Regions from separate parts of the Homo sapiens genome. Here region 2 is linked to region 1. A link is an interaction called in ENCODE POLR2A ChIA-PET data of the cell type or tissue named here. Cell type or tissue: Caco-2. All regions are shown on one strand. Links, peaks and the distances in the headings refer to the core of each region. The heading gives the core; the rest is flanking DNA.

What was found. Peaks named below come from ENCODE experiments on the same cell type or tissue, not always from the same donor. Only the 100,000 strongest peaks of a DNase experiment are listed, where the experiment ranks them.
Region 2: POLR2A ChIA-PET joins it to region 1 with 13 read pairs; 1 of 35 experiments calls an interaction of 5 or more read pairs at or near these places.

The regions. Positions count from the first base shown.
Region 1 is chr11:69,271,839-69,277,213 of GRCh38, forward strand. No RefSeq gene overlaps it. Among named protein-coding and RNA genes, the nearest start is that of MYEOV, 20 kb to the right of the region's middle. In Caco-2, for the core only: no CTCF peak of the experiment used is centred there; a DNase peak (open chromatin) is centred at 2,893.
Region 2 is chr11:69,598,393-69,603,767 of GRCh38, forward strand. No RefSeq gene overlaps it. Among named protein-coding and RNA genes, the nearest start is that of CCND1, 40 kb to the right of the region's middle. RefSeq lists enhancers at 2,490-2,990, 2,991-3,491. In Caco-2, for the core only: no CTCF peak of the experiment used is centred there; a DNase peak (open chromatin) is centred at 3,169.

The sequences.
Region 1 (5,375 bases), core at 178-5,177:
GAGAGTCTCTTCTCCAACTAGAGTTAGATTGGAAGGAGAGCCACCCATCCACTCACCCACTTAACTTCTCATCCATCTCGCCATTCATCTTTCTAGCCTTCATTACAACCATCTTTGTAGCCATCCACATGTCCATCTGTTCATTGATCCATTCATTTACTTGTTTATCTATTCCTCTATCCAACTGTTAGTTATTCATTCAAAGCCCTTTCTAACCATCCATCTACATGTCCACCCACTCATTTATTCATCTTCCATCCACCGATTTACCTATTCATCCAGCCACCCATCCATCCATCCATCCATCCATCCATCCATCCAGTTACCCATCACTCCTTCAATCATCCATCCATTCTACCTATCTGTGTTTACCTTTCTAGTCCTCACGCATTCACTCATCCACCCATCCAACCATTTATCCATCATTCATCTACTCATCCACCTGTTAGTCCATGTACCAGTCTATCTGCTTATCGGTCATCATTCTAACCACCTATCCATCTATCCATCCTGCCATCTTCTCACCCCACTCATAAATGTGGCACTCTGTCCATCCATCTGCCCACCTGTCCCACTGTCCATTCACCTATCCATTCATTGATCCAGCCAAGCATCTATGGACAGATGCCACGAGGCTACCATTATTCATCGCAGAGCCCAGAGTAATGCTGTGTCTTGGATTATATGACTGCTCTTACTTGGTAGATGAAAACACTGAGATGAAATACAGGGGCAGCATACTTATTGGGAATAACTACTTAGGGTCAGAGAAACCTGAGTTCAAATCCTGACTCTATCATCCCATTAGCTCTGTGGCCTTGGATCAGTCATTTACTTCTCTGTGCCTCAGTTTCTTCCTGTGTAAAACAAGAATAGGAACATCTAGAATGTTATGGAAATTAAAGCTAAAACATGTATTATATTTCTTTACAACAAAATAAGTCTTTACTGAGTTTGGCTTTCTGGAGGAATGGTTGTTACAGGTGGGGCTGTGCCCATGGCTGGCTCCTGGAGACTCCTGGGCTCTGGCCCTGGCTGTGCAGATGGCCATTTGTCCTTCCTGTGCAGCTGACCAGTGCCAACAGCAGGGAGGTCTCTGGGGCCATCAGTGCCATCTGACGCTTGCTGCTCAGATATGGCCGTAGCCTGCAAGGCAAGTCTGGTCTCCCCCGCCCAGAGCTGGTGGCTGCAACCTGAGCCTGCAACCCAGAGGCCTTTGGCCCATGCTCCCAGGACGCAGAGTTTCCTTTGGCCCCTTCTGCCGGTGCACCCCCACCCAAGCCCAGCTCCTGGGCACAGGATGTGTGTGCACTTGGAGCAGAACAGAAATCAGAGCTGGAGGCCTCTGAGCTGCTGTCTCCCCGCCCACCAGGTAGGCCTGTCCCTTCCCCAGGGTAGGTAAATACAGGGTTCTATTTACGTGGCAACGCACGGGGCAGCCAGCGGTGGCAGGTCGGTGGCTTATGCAATGGCAGCGTGGCGCTTGGCAGCTCTGGGGTGCCGTGGGAAAGGGAGGTCTCCCTCATGATGTGACTTGTACCCTAGTCCCGCCCTTGGGGGTGACACCCCGTTTGGACCTGGTTGCCCCAGACAGCCCAGGCAGGCAAGAACACCTGGGCGCAAGGCCTCCCCTGTTGCTTGTCGGCTGGGCTCCAGCCCTTCCTGCAGGACTTTGGGGAGATACGTATTATCAGTTGCAGCATCCACAGGGACCTCCACCTCTAAGAACTCACCAGGTGCCAACACAGCTTCCACGCTTTGTCTCACTTCACCCTCCCTTTGTAGACGGGGAGACACAGAGAAGGGTCTCAGTGTGCATGGTCTCACTCTGCAACCATGCTCTAGGGCTGAAGCCACTGCTCTGGGCCAATTGTCCTCAGCCTGGCCAGGGCTCTGCCTGGGTGCGCCATGGCTTTCCCAAGTCCCCTCCTCCTGGAGGATAGTGGGGCAGCCGAATGCCAGGCAGCAAAGGACCCTCTCCCCACTTTCGCCATCCCAAGGCTCTAGCGGCTAAAAACATCCCCCACCCTGAACTGCTCTGCCAGCTTGAGGCTACCCCCTCTGGAAAGCCCTCCCTGACCTCCAAGTCCCAAGGTTGAGGCTCCCATGAGACCCTGAGCCCACCTCTCTGGACTTCAGTCTCCTCTCTGCCACAGGAGAATAATGGCTTTGAACTTGGAGCCGTCTCGCGGGTGAAAGGAGAAAATCATTGCAAAACTGCTCAGTATCCCACAGGCAGGAAGGGCTCAGCACCCGAAGTGTTCAAGCTATGTCCTGTGGCAGGTGGATGCTTCTACATCACCCGTCCTTGTCAGAAAGCCCTTCTGCAGGCAGCAGCTGCATCTTGCTTCCCTTTGGTCCCTTTCTTGATGCAGGTCCACTACTGTGGAGAGAAGGGAAAAGCCACTGGGCACCAGGTGGGTGGATGGGTGGACAATTGGAAGAATATTTGGACACGTGATCTGATGGCAGGAATTGAGGAAGGAGGGAGGGAAGGAGGACAGCAAGGCAGGGAAGGGAGAGGAGAAGAGAAAGCACCAGCCTTATAGCTCGGTCTACCCTGCAGTCCCTGGAGCCAGTCTGGGGCTATCCCAGCTCACCACACAGTTGCTGCCTGGCTACCCCTCTCTGTGTCTAGTTTTAATTTTTCATCTATCAAAGGGAACATAGCTGAACTAGCCCACTCTGTAGTGCCCTTGTGAGGATTAAACAAAGGAATCATGCAAGAGGACTGTCATGGTACAAGGCTCTCAGTAAGTGACACTTGAGTGTCCTTCCTCCCCAAGCAAGCCGGCTCCAGTTCCCAGCAAGGCCAGGTAGCTGCACGGCCATTCCTGCACTGGGCGTTCCCCCTGCCCGCCTCCCACGCTAGCCCTCCCCACTTGCTTGTTAAAATCCCCTGGATCAGTGCCTCTCCCAGGTATGTCCTGGTTATGTAATCACCGCCCGAGCAGTTACACACCAACTTGAGCTCTTTGCTGGCTCCTGTTTACTCTTTGGCTCAGGGGAGAGTTCCATTCAGAAGAAATTGCTATTGCTTCTCAGCCTTCCCATGGGAAAGCAGCATTAGGGAGGGGTTCAGTGAGCCAGCAGGAGTGGGGGGAGTGGAGGCAGGGGAGGAGTGGGGGGAGCAGGCCCTCACACAGCTCAGGGCTTGCTCCATACGCACAGCTTGCCAGCTACTTTATCTCTTTAAAAACAAAAGTCTCAAATAATTTTTTCACATGACCTCATTTTCTGATATACCTGAATATGGTTAAGAGAAAGGTGGACGATGACCTCATCCCATTCCCTATTCATGACTTGTTACCGTGTTTTGTTGCCCTTGCATTCATTCATGTGTGTTTGCATGCATCTATATACACATCCATCAATCCATCTAGTCACCCATTGATCCATTCATCTATTCATCCATCTATCCATACATTTATCCATCCATCTAGCCATCCACCTACATATTTATCCATCCACCCACATCTCCATCCATCTATCCATCCATCCATCCATCCACCCACCTATACACTCATCCATCCACCCATCCATGTACACATCCATCCATCCATCCATCCATCCATCCATCCATCCATCCATCCAACCATCCATGTATCAATCCATTTATCCATCTATCTATCCATCCACCTATGCACCAACTCATCTACTCATCCATACACACACCCACCCATCTACCCATCCATACACATACCCACCCACCCCTTCCTCCCTTCCATCACATAACATTTGTTGAGTTAATAGTAAAAGAAATAGTGGACTGGGTGTCCTATGACCTGATTTCCATTCTCAGTGCAACCCTTGTGCTGAGGCCAAGTTTGGGAGGGACATCTACCCAGGTCTGAGTCTCAGATATGCCATTTTCTCTTTTGTTCTTGGCCAAACTCTTTCCCTCTTTGAACCTCAGTATCCTCATCTGCAAAACAGGGCGATAAGGATTCTTGTCTTATTATTGGAAGGACATAAAAATAATGTAGACTTGGGAGTTCCTGGAATCATGTGAGCCTCCCGTGGGGACTCTTCAGGTCCTGTGCTTTCGGTGGAGGTGCTAAGATGGTGCAAGAGGAAGCCCTTGCTTTGGAGCTTCCTGTGCAGTGGAGCAGAGGAAGAACCAGCCAGGACTGGTGGGGTCTGTGTTGGATGGAGGTGGAGAAGACTGAGGGGCCTAGGCCACAGAGGGGCACAGCCTCAGGATAGGTCTTGGTGGCCATGGTTGGAGGATTAGATTCAGGCTTTCAAGCAAGGTAGATAATGGCTGCATTGGTATTTTGGAAGGACCCCTCTGTCTGCTGTGGAAGAAAACTAGTAAAGAGACTTGCAGTTGCCTGACTAGACCATGAGACTGAAGAGTAGGGGGTGACACTAAACTTCACAGACACTTTTCCTCCTGAATGCTGAAACTGTGCAGGCACCAGAATCACTGATTTAGGTCTCAGGTGACCCAGATCACACTGGATCTCTGGTCCTTCTGTAATATGGCATTTGTGCCTTATCTTCCCAGCCTGCGTCCCTGGCAGACATTGCTAATCAATTGCAGCTCTCTTTCCCCAGAGCCTAAAACTGTGTGGTCTAGTACAGTAGACACTAGCCATCATTTAAATATGGCTCTTTAAATCTAAATCAATTAAAATTAAATAAAATTAACAATTCAGTTGCTCAATTGCCAGAGTCACATCGTTTCGGTCTTTCTTTTTTAAATTTAGAGATAGGGTCTCACCCTGTCACCCAGGCTGGATTGCAGTGGTGCAATCATTATAGCTCATTGTAACACTGAACTTCTGGGCTCAGGCGACCCTCCAGCTTCTGCCTCTCAAGTAGCCCAGACTAGAGGTGGGCATCACCAAGAACAGATAATTGTTTATTTTTTGTAGAGTTGGGGTCTCACTATGTTGCTCAGGCTGGTCTTGAACCCCTGGTCTGAAGCTATCCTCCCACCTCAGCCCCCTGAGTAGCTGGGGCCACAGATGTGAGCTACCGTGCCCAGCCTACAGCCACATTTCAAGTGCTACTATAGCTATTGGGTACCAGATGGGACGGAGCAGGTACAGAGCATTTCTATTGTCAGAAGAGTTCTGTTGGTCTGTGCTGACCTCAGCCAGGTCCCATAGCCAATTCTGGGTCAGTGAGGAGCTGGGAAGCATAATAAGCAGCCTCTGCGCCTCTCTGGGCTAAGCAGTGGTGAATTTAGCCCAACTTGATGCCCCCCATGCTCATATCTCATGGCAGTTTTTCTTTCTACCTGAATTTTGCACGTAAAATCAGACTTAAAAAAGCAAAGTCCTTCTGGGCTGACCCTTCTCAAGTTCACTTTCTTTTTTTCTCTCAAGAAAAAAATTTTTAAAAAAAGGAAGTAGGAAAAGCCCAGC
Region 2 (5,375 bases), core at 254-5,253, 330 kb after region 1:
GCTCAGGGTCCACTCAGCAGCCCCAGCCTCTAGCCTGGAAGGGTCTGGACAGGTGGTTGGTCATCCCTGGAGGGCCACTGATCAAGTGTGGCCCTGGTCAAATTAGGGTGTAGCTCTAGTCTGATAGGACTGTGGCCCTATAGGAAGAGCAAGAGACACCAGACAGCCTACTCCCTCTCTTCCTCCACCATGCAAAGACACAGCAAGAAGGCGGCAGTCTGGCAGCCAGGAAGGGAGCCCTCACCAGGAGCTAAACCCAACAGGAACCTTGGTCTTGGACGTCTGGCTTCCAGAATTGTGAGAAAATTCTGTTGTTTAAGCCACCCAGTCTGTGGTATTTTGTTATAACACCCTAAGCAGATGGAGGCAGCTCTCCTTGCTTTGCTAATAATAATCATTTACCTAGGTACATGAATTCAGGTGTTCAGAAAGCTTTCCTGGCCAGGTATGGTGGTTCACACCTGTAATCTCAGCACTTGGGGAGGCAGCAGTGGGAGGATTGCTTGAGCCCAAGAGTTCAAGACCAGCCAGGGCAACATGGTGAAACCCCATCTCTACTGAAAATAGAAAAATTAGCCAGGCATGGTGGCACTCCTGCAGTCCCAGCTACTTGAGAGGCTGAGAGGTAGGAGGATCGCTTGAGCCCAAGAGTTCGAGGCTGTAGTGAGCCATGACAGCAACACTCCACTCCAGCACAGTGACTCACTCCTTTAATCCCAGCACTTTGGGAGGCCAAGGTGGGAGAATTGCTGGAGCCCAGGAGTTCAAGACCAGAAAGCTTTCCTACCCTTACCTCTCAATCTTAACACTCCATGGTGCAAATGCTTTGGGGGTGGTGGGGCCAGGCCAGAGCCCAGGGCTCAGCCCCCTGGCTCAGTACTACGTCCCATACTCCAAAGTTAGATTTCAGAGCTGTTTGTGATCAGTCTACTTGGGCACTTGAGAATGAAACCCATTTCTCAGATTGAAAACAGAGGCCAGAGGAGTTAAACAAAGGCCTAGAAGTCCGAGGAGCCTGGCTGTACATATTCATTTATAGCATAAACAAACTGACCAATTGTAATAAAATGGGTTAAAGAGGCTGGAGAGGCAAAGAGAGTTTCTGAGTTCCTGCCCACCAGGCACACCCTGCAGGTTTCTCCAGAGATGTTCCTGTTCTCTTCGCAGCCAGGGATCTCCCCCTTGGAGTTCCCAGCCGTGCACCTAATCCTGCCTCATGAAACTGGATCCCACCAGACAGCTAAGCCTTCGGATGCCTGTAATTCCTTGGCTAATGCTAGGCTTAATTAAGACATCGACTTTAATAGCATTCTCACCGATTAAGAAATGGCAGGTCTGAAAGATGATATTTCCTGGTGTGCAAAGATATCATGATGAAATCTCCAAGTCATCGTTTCAACACAGGAAGTTATCGGCTACCTGGGGCAGTGCCCGTCCTGCTGCACAATTGGCCCGCTGTTAGCAGCGTTATTTAAGAGGCTGAGGCATCCATGTTTCCCAGGAGCCGGTCAGTGGGGAAAAAAAGGATCAATTGAGTATTTTAGCTCTGCATATAGGTCTTCTCGATGTTTGGTTTGCTTTGATGCGGAGTAAAAGTAAGCGTTATACGTTTGAACTTGTTGCTTTATCTTTTCCAGACTTCTGTCATGTCTCAAAGTCAGCTAAAAAAAAAAAAAAAAGTCAGCTTGAGTTAAATTAGCATTTCTGCCTCTCTTCCTTTGCCTGTCAGTTTTAAAAATAAGTATCGTAGTTTTATAAAAATCGAGTACCAGAATCTTTACAGTTCCACATGGCATAGCTGCCACCCAAGTCGAACGTGAAGCTGAGCTCCCGTTAGATCTGCAGACACTCCCCATCAATGTCCATCTGGTGCATCAGGGTTGCGGGGTACACTGGAGAGGAAACACAATTTCTATAAGGAATGGAGTACAGTTTATAAAACAAGCTATTTGTTTCCACCATGAGGTGGTCTATCTCTAGCAGGGTGTTGCCCTTTTTATAACATGGGTCTCTGTTTTTGAAAGAAATTGTCTGTTATGTGCAAATTATTATTTTTGGAAGGAGGAAACCAAAATGTCAGTGCATTCCTAAGCCACCCTAGGGGTAGGGGTGAGGAGACTTTCCTGGGATCCTCCTCCATCGTCCAAGCAGAATCAAAGCTGGGGCAAGATTTCACTTGAGTCAGCACCACCCTCCACCCCCATGTCTCCATCCCTGGAGCTTAGATGGATTCAGTAGAGTGATGAGTTAATACTAGTTTCCTTCCTTAGCCAACTGGCCACTTAGGGTCCAGAGAAGAGACCTTCCGTGGGCACTGACCAAGGCCAGCACCCACAGCAGGAAGAACTGCTGGCAACGGGCAGCTCCAGACCCCATATCTGCGCCTCTTGGGAGGGACAGTGGCCTGCGGAGCGGCACCCACATGGGAGCGTGTGCGTCCCAACAGAACTCTCCCTGTGTAAACCCCTTCTCGCCTGGGACCCAGTGCCACATTCAGACCTCGGAAATTCATGTGTACTCAGGAAATTCAAACACATTATCATTTTCCAACATGCGGTGATGACGGTAATGACACTGGGAGGCCTTCACTCAAAGCAACCGTGGATGGAGCTGACAGGGCAAGTGTTAATAGGACCACCACTGATGAACAGGGAAGGAAGCAAAGCCAACCATATTTCCACTCCTCCTTGGCTCTCGATAACCCCTGGGCTCCATACCCCCACCAGGCCCCAGGACTGTGGCCAGTCCTCGCCTGCCTTTGTTCTTTGGCAGGCCCGCTGGCCTCTCCACCAGGCAGCCACATCCTCTGCAGAGATGCACATATTCGTTTATTTATTCAATTCATTTTGACTTATTCATCAGATTTAAATGGACTCTTTTTCATAAAAGCCCAAAGAGTAGAAGGGAGGTGGCTCTCCAGATGCAGGCGCTGGGCCCCATGAGTTTCCTGTTAAACCCTTGATGAGGTCCCTACATGTGCAAGACCACGGTGGCAGAGAGGAGGCCGAGAGCAGAGGCCATGGGAGACAACAGCTGCTTCACGCCCAGCTTTGAGGGCCAGCCTGGCCAGGAGAAACCTGAAGGTGGGAACCTGCAGCTTCCTGGGCCCAGCTGAGCCTGGGGTGAATCCACATGTTTACAAGAGGGTGCAGTATGCAGGACCGGCCGCACAGCTCAGATGGAAACTCCCCTCCTACAGTCAAAGTCCAGATTCCTGGCTTGGCCTTCAAGTCTCTCCAGACCGACTACTTTTCCAGCATCCACTTCAGAGCCCTGTGGTCAACACAGCAGAGCAGCCGCTTTCTCATCCCCAAGCTCACCATCCAGGTCCCCTGTGTTGGCCTGGCTTCTGGGAGCATCCCCTAGTCTCTGATGAAAGCTGCTGAGGACTGACAGCCATGTCCTGAGCCAAGAATTGACATTGACTGCATGAAAGCCACCTGGCCTGGAACATCCCACCAGAACCACCCTGCCTGGTAGGGCCATAGTCAGTGACTGACTGACTGACCCTGGGGGTCTAAGGGCCCCCATGCCTCACTGTGGGACTGACTCTGTGATGCAGGTCACACTCCAGAGCCCCCTGTGGGGCTGAAACCACCACTGTGCTGAGCCTCCCCTGCCCCATCTAGCCTCTCTCACTTTCTTTCTCTTGAAAGCCCTCTGTCAATCAATCCCATGGACCCAAACCCTTGTCTCAGGCTCTGCATCTGAGAAGCCTGGCCAGAGACCCTGCCCTTTCATATCCTTCTGGCTTTGCTGACTCTGTCCCCTCCATGGAAAGGCCTCTTTCTCCCTTAGCACGGGTTGAATTATGTCCCTCAAATATTTATGTGTTGATGTCCTAACCCCCCATATCTCAGGATGTGACACTGTTTTTGGGAACAGGGACTTCGAAGAGGTAATTTAAGTCCAGTGAGATCACATGGGTGGGCCTTAATCCCATCTGATCGATGTCCCTGTAAGAGGAGAGGAGGACACAGACACGCACAGAAAGACCACCCTGGAGGACACAGGGAGAAAGCAGTCAACTATAAACCATAGAGAGAAGACTCAGGAGCAACCAGCCCTGTGACACCTTAATCTGGGACTTCCAGCCCCAGGATGGTGAGAGGATCAATTTCTGTTGTTTAAGCCTCCCCATCTGCAATAGCTCATCATGGCAGCCCCAGCAGATCAAGACACTACTACATTCACTGACACTGCATTTGCCCTTCAGGATCCAGCTGTCATCCACCTGCAGTGCCTCCCCACTTCTCCAAGATAGAATCATTTCTGCAGCACATTCTCGTGCCCCTCTTAATATACATACCACATCCCCACTTGCATTATGCTAGTTATGTACATTCCTACCTTCAGCAGAGACTCTGTCTTTTAATGTATTCCTCCTTGCATTCCACGTAAGACCTACTAAATTGTCAATCAATGTTCATCGAGTTAAAAATGGACTTGGATTGAATTTCTTGACTCCCTGGGGCAGGCCACCTTCCTCCTCCCCAGCAGGCCGAGCTCAGTGGCAACTGAGATGGTATCGCACACGGGCACAGCGCAGGATCACGCTCCGGTCTCCGACACTGGCCCCATTTAAATGACTCTGGGGACAGAGAATAGGAACTTAAATTTCTTTCCATGCAGCTGAAGGCTTCCTCCTAGGAAGTCGCTGACTGAACACACCTCACCGAAAAGATCACAGATGAAACTGAAACCCTAGACCCATCTCAGGTCCCCTAGGGGCTCCTGATCTGTGGACCTGGCTTCCCCTAAGACCCCCTTTGGGAGCGAGGCTGCTGGGAGTCTGTGCACCAAGAGGTCAATTGTCCGATATCACTGAGCCAAAGCTATCTGTTTAACCGACAACATATCTGAGTGTCAGAATCAGCGACCATCATCCAAGATGCTGGAGTTTTTTCTTCCGCGTTGAAATGGATCCTTTGAGAGTCAGTCAAGGGGAAAGAATGTGGAAGGATGAAGCTCAGTAGAGCACCTCGGAGAAGGAGGCCCTCGGTTATAAGGGGGACATGAAAAACGGGGAATTTCCTCTCCCATCACAGGCTTCCCTCAGTTACCTCTACACCTTTCTGTAGAAAAACCACTCATTTGTTTTTCTGAAGACAGGAGGGCAGGGGGTGTGGGGATCATCCACAGCAAGGCATGTTTCCTGAGAATGTTTTTGATTGTCAGGAGGAGACTTTTCAAAGTAAACGCATGAGAGTCTCCCTACCCCCACCCTCCATACGAATACTGGGGGCTGCTTTGCATAAGCAGCTTGTCGGCAGGAAGAAGGCAAGTCGATGCATCCCAGGATGAATGATAACTGCGCGGCCCTGGGCTTATGAACAATAGCTTTCTGGCCAGACAACATTAGCCACAGCCAGGTT